Regions from separate parts of the Mus musculus genome. Here region 2 is linked to region 1. The links are chromatin loops, found by intact Hi-C in ENCODE. Cell type or tissue: heart. All regions are shown on one strand.

Region 1 (2,500 bases):
CTCAGATTAATGTTTTACCACAACGTAATTCCTCTTCAAAGGCCATGTTCTATGGACAAAGTGAAGGGTGTGCACCAAGGCATGTCTCCTTTAATATGTTTAAAGTTGGCTGCTGATTAAATAGCCCCCCAAACCCCATAATCCTATACATAAGTTACTACTCAGGCTTTCAGGCTTACGCGTCTCTTCAGTTTTCAAAAAAGGCTATTTTTTGAGTAATCAGAACTCATTGACCTTGCTGCGCTCTGGCTCATTCTGAAATTTCTTTTCAGTGGCCCTTGAACACCTTAGTGTTGTCGGGTAGACTGAAGCATCATAGGGCTGACTTCCTGTGGCTTCACTGTGTCTGGGCGAGATGCTGGCTCCTAACCCTAACTGCGATCGCTGCCCAGCCCTTACTTTAAGTCCTGCCTATGGGCTAGGTTACTGTAATTCAGTTCGTCTGGTTGACGCTTTTCCCGCTAAGGACCCTGCAGCCCAAGGAAACCACCTCTGTGTACAGTGAAGCTGGGCGCGAAGAGGAAGAGCTGGAATTCAGATTCTACCTCCAAATCTCGACACTCACGTGATGGGGAAAGGGAACGTCAATGTTGATAATTGCGAGAGAGGAGGAGCAGCCGACAAGATTCAAACTCCGGGTATGAGCCGGGCAAAGCATGGTAATTCGCGCTGAGAAGCTGGGCTGGGGCTCACGCACAATCACAGAAAAGCAAGCGGAGCAGGGCAACGGCGGAGGCAGGCGCCGCGCGACCGGACCGGAGCCCACGGAGCACGAGTGGGGAAGCCCGGGGGTCCTAATCCCGAGACACTTACCGAGCGGCTCCAAGCCGCACCCGGGACAGGACAGACACGGAGCTTCCGAGCCCTGGGAGCGTCCGTACACGGACGCTGCCCCTTACCTGGAGAACATTCCGGCGCGTGCGCGGCACTAAGGCCACCCACCCACCCACATCCGGCGATCAGCGATTGGCCCAGGTCCGCCCGCATGTCTGTTGGCGGTCGTGCGGAGCATGCGTGCTGTGCCGCGCGCGTGCGCAGTGCTCCCGGACTGTGCCTGTCGGAGGAGAACGGGGTTCCGCGCGGGAATTCGCGCCTGGAGGTATTCGGCGGGGGACGGCGGGAGCGACGGAAGCGGTGGGGGAGCCGGGACTCGCGCCTGCGCAGTGGGGATGAGCCGCTGAGTTTTCCGGACCGCGGTGGGGTTCACGGGGAGCACTTGGGAGGCGGACCGCGGTGGGGTTCACGGGGAGCACTTGGGAGGAGTCGGCTCCGCCACCTTTCCCAAAACCTCGTGAGCTCGCACGTGTCACCCATTGGTCCTGTCGAGTCTGTGGCAGTGCTTCCCGATGAACCTTTGAAGGGTTTGTGTCCTAGCTCCCCAGCGGATAAGCCACAAGTGCTTAGAAACTAACTAGAGTTGATTCACTCAGGAAAAGATAATTTTATATAGGCCGGCTACCACTCAGCGTTAGCCACTGGATAGAATGGCGGAGTGTGGAATCCCAGAGCCCTTTATCTTCTTTTTCTCTTGGTTATCTCCGGGGTAAGGCATGAATTAGAAATACCGTCTCTGTGTAAAGTCCATGTACGCTGACTACTGATAGATGCAATGATGCCATCTTTGATGACGACCAGTGCTTTGATTAGGATCTAGCAGGAAACACGAACTCCCCAGTTTCACGTGAACATTGTACAGTTACAGTTTTGGTTTTTTAAAGATTACTTATTTATTTTATATATATGAGTATACTGTGGCTGTACTGATGGTTGTGAACCATCATGTCGTTTCTGGGACTTTGAATTCAGAACCTTTACTTGCTCCGGAGGATCCTGCTCGCTCCAGCCTAAAGGTTTATTTATTATTATATGTAAGTACACTGTAGCTGTCTTCAGAGGCACCAGAAGAGGGCGTCAGATCTCATTAGGGATGGTTGTGAGCTACCATGTGATTGCTGGGATTTGAACTCAGAACCTTGGGAAGAGCAGTCAGTGGTCTCTTAACTGCTGAGTTACAGTTTGTTTTTGTTTTTTGTTTTTGTTTTTTGTTTTTTTTTTGCTTTGTTTTTAAACGGCAGAAACAATAGCCTTTGTAAGCGACACTGTGTTTGAGCATGGCTTAGCCCCTTCACCATTCAGGCTTATGATCCTAATTCAGAGTACAAATGGGCAGAAAGGCAGATCACTCCTATAGTTAGGCACTAATGAATGACAGACACTTGCAAGACCCAACAGTAGCTAGAAATCAAGAGTGGGTTTCACGCCATCAGGGACAATTCAAAAACGTCACTTTTGTATACCTCCTGTCTTAATTCTCTCATACTGCGATTCGTTTAAAATCAGTGCTAAGGAACAAGTTTAGAGAAGGCTGTTTGAAATTATGTTTGGGTGTCCTGCGGGCTACCTGCTTCATTAAACAGTGTACCCCTTTCTTCCTTTTGTGGTTTTTAGTCTCACTGTTAGAGTTGCAGCTGATGACCTGAGGTGATGAGAAGGTTTTTGT
Region 2 (2,500 bases), 1.2 Mb before region 1:
TCAGATGCTTAATTTTTCCCTTCTAAACTCAGAAAGGAGGTGAAGAGAGAGCAGAGCTTTCTGGAGTGCATGTCACTGAATGGAGTTTCAGGGTAGACAGCGTGGAGAAGTGGGCTCCAGTTTAAGTGCAGTACCCACAGTCAGCAAGGAAAAAGCCCATCCCTAGTGGGTTGAACCTCGGCTCCCTCCAGAACCACTCCAGATCCCTGGAAAGTGTCCCATATATAAGCGGTGAGGCCTTCTCCTGAACACTGTGTTGTTTCCCTGTAGGCCATTCCAAGGCCTACACAAGATACTGTCAAGAAATCAACCCTCTGTGGTGGCCTTCTTCCACAGCGAGGCCTATGCAGCAGGTGGCTCAGGGCCCCCCTGAGGTGTGAAGTCAACCTCCCCAGTGCGGTGGGGTGGGGTGGAGTGTCCGTGGTGCCTACCTCCCCTTACGGCATCAGGGTAGTCCCAGACTGTCCTGTAGGGTCAGAGTGGTGCCAGCCTCCCCTGTGGGGTCAGGAGGGATCCTCCTCCCCTATGGGGTCAGGGTGGAACCGGCCTTCCACGTCCGGCCAGGATGGACCTAGAGCTACCTCTATCCCAGCGGGGTCATGACTGAGCCTCCTCTCCTGTGCGGTCAGATCCTCCTTCCCAGTGGAGTCAGGGTGGAACCGGCCTCCAGTGGGGTCAGGATGGAGCCCGTCCGCCCCGGTCAGGACGGAACTCGCCTCCCCTGTGAGGTCCGGTCAGGATAGAACCGGCCTCCCCTCGGGGACCCGGGATGAACGTTAGAGCCCCAGTGGGGTCCCCAAGGCCGGCGGGCAGGGGCTTCGCACAGACGCGCCGAGCCCTGCCGGGCCGTCACTCACAGCTTCTGGCTCAGCCCCGCCTGGCTGCTGGGCTGGAAGTCGCTGACGATGATGCCGAGCTGCCGAATGTTCTCCACGAACTTCTCCAGGTGCTCCTCCAGATGGTCAAACTTCTCCGCCATCGCCGGCTCCGCCCGCCTCTTAGCCTCAGCTCCGAGCGACTCCGGGTCCACAGTGCTCGCCCGCTTCCGGCTTCCGGAAGCCCACATCCGTTTCCTCGGGGGCGGGGCCTCCTGGGGGCGGGGCCCGGGCGCTATGGGCGGGGCAAGAGACGGGGTAAGCCTTTGAAGGGAAAACCCGCTTGGAAGCTTCTGAACTGTGTGTGTGGGAAATGTTAACCTGGAAAACACAGCAAAGGCATGTGTAAAGGGGCAAAAATGAAAACTCTTAGCTGGTACCTAGCTTTTCTCAGTAAAGAAAAAACAAGTCTCATCAGGGAAGTAAAGAAAGCTAGATTGAAGGACAAGAATTTAGATACAGTGGACCTTGTATGTTCATAATCTGGAAAGCTTGCGAGATGTAAGCAATTTTCTTTAAAAGATAATTATCTGGGCCCAGTGAAATGGTTCAGTGGGTGAAGACGCTTGCTGCTAACCCCGACAACCTGAGTTTGGTCTCCAGAATCCTACATGGCAGGAGGAGAGAACAGAATTCTATAAGCTGCCCTCTGACCTCCAGACAGGTACTGTGTCACAGGTATGCCCACACACGGCATACACAGACACACAATACATAATAAGAAAATGTATTTAAGTGGGAAAGTCAAAATAGAGCCATGCTTTTTAAAACTGGCCAGGAGACAACAATCACTTTCAAAAAGAAAAGAAAGAAGGAAAGAGAGAAGGAAAAAAGGGAGGGAGGGAGGGAGGGAGGAAGGAAAGAAGGAAATACCTAAGCCCTAGGTACTTTTCAACTCACTTTTTAAATTAATCAAACATTAAAGAACAAATTATTTCAAACTTCTGCAGACACTTTTAAGTGCTAGAAAAGGAACATTTCACAATTCAATTAAAAGGGGTGGTGAATTTGATATGAAAACCAGTCCTGAAGGACAAAAAGAAGAAATATAAGTAAGTCTTTCAACCTTCATGAAAGGAGAGACAAGGGGACAAGTGAGAGAGACAAATAGGGAGAATGGGGATGCCAAGGGATGTATACAGGTTCTCTGTGTTAGACTAACAGAACTTAGAGAGAGAGAGAGAGAGAGAGAGAGAGAGAGAGAGAGCGCACACGTAATATGAATTTATTAGAATAACTTATAGGCTGCCGTCCAGCTATTCCAATGGTGGATGGCAGTGAACAGAGAGTCCAAGAATCCAGTAGTTGCTCAGTTCAGTCCGTGACACTGGATGTCTCAGCTGGTCTTTGCTGGTCTTCAGTATACACTGGAATCCCAAAGAATCAGACTTTAATGTCAGTGAAGGAATGGATGTGCTAGCAAGGCAAGGGCAAGCAGGCAAAGAACAAAAGCTTCCTTCTTCCATGTCCTTATATAGGCTTCCAGCAGAAGGTGTGGCCCAGATTAAAGTTGCACCTCCCCACCTCACTATCCAGATCAAAGGTGTATGTCTTTTTATCTTAAAGGTTCAGAGCAGAAATGGATCCACCCACTTCAAACCAAGCAAAAACGTCCCTAACAGACA

Evidence for each region. A loop is a pair of places that touch in the nucleus more often than their neighbours do. Peaks named below come from ENCODE experiments on the same cell type or tissue, not always from the same donor. Only the 100,000 strongest peaks of a DNase experiment are listed, where the experiment ranks them.
Region 2: it touches region 1 in a loop (6-fold over the local background); 10 of 42 quality-filtered maps call a loop at or near these places.

The regions. Positions count from the first base shown.
Region 1 is chr13:68,580,664-68,583,163 of GRCm38, reverse strand. It overlaps Mtrr (5-methyltetrahydrofolate-homocysteine methyltransferase reductase), which reads left to right and starts at 995. Exons shown (of 15, transcript NM_172480.3): 1 at 995-1,099; 2 at 2,449-2,500. The coding sequence starts at 2,485. It overlaps Fastkd3 (FAST kinase domains 3), which reads right to left and starts at 954. Exons shown (of 7, transcript NM_027123.5): 1 at 814-954. In heart, no CTCF peak of the experiment used is centred here; a DNase peak (open chromatin) is centred at 1,023; H3K4me3 peaks cover 2,032 bases; H3K27ac peaks cover 1,784 bases.
Region 2 is chr13:69,808,410-69,810,909 of GRCm38, reverse strand. It overlaps Med10 (mediator complex subunit 10), which reads right to left and starts at 1,028. Exons shown (of 4, transcript NM_138596.2): 1 at 858-1,028. The coding sequence starts at 979. In heart, no CTCF peak of the experiment used is centred here; a DNase peak (open chromatin) is centred at 1,069; H3K4me3 peaks cover 1,532 bases; H3K27ac peaks cover 1,442 bases.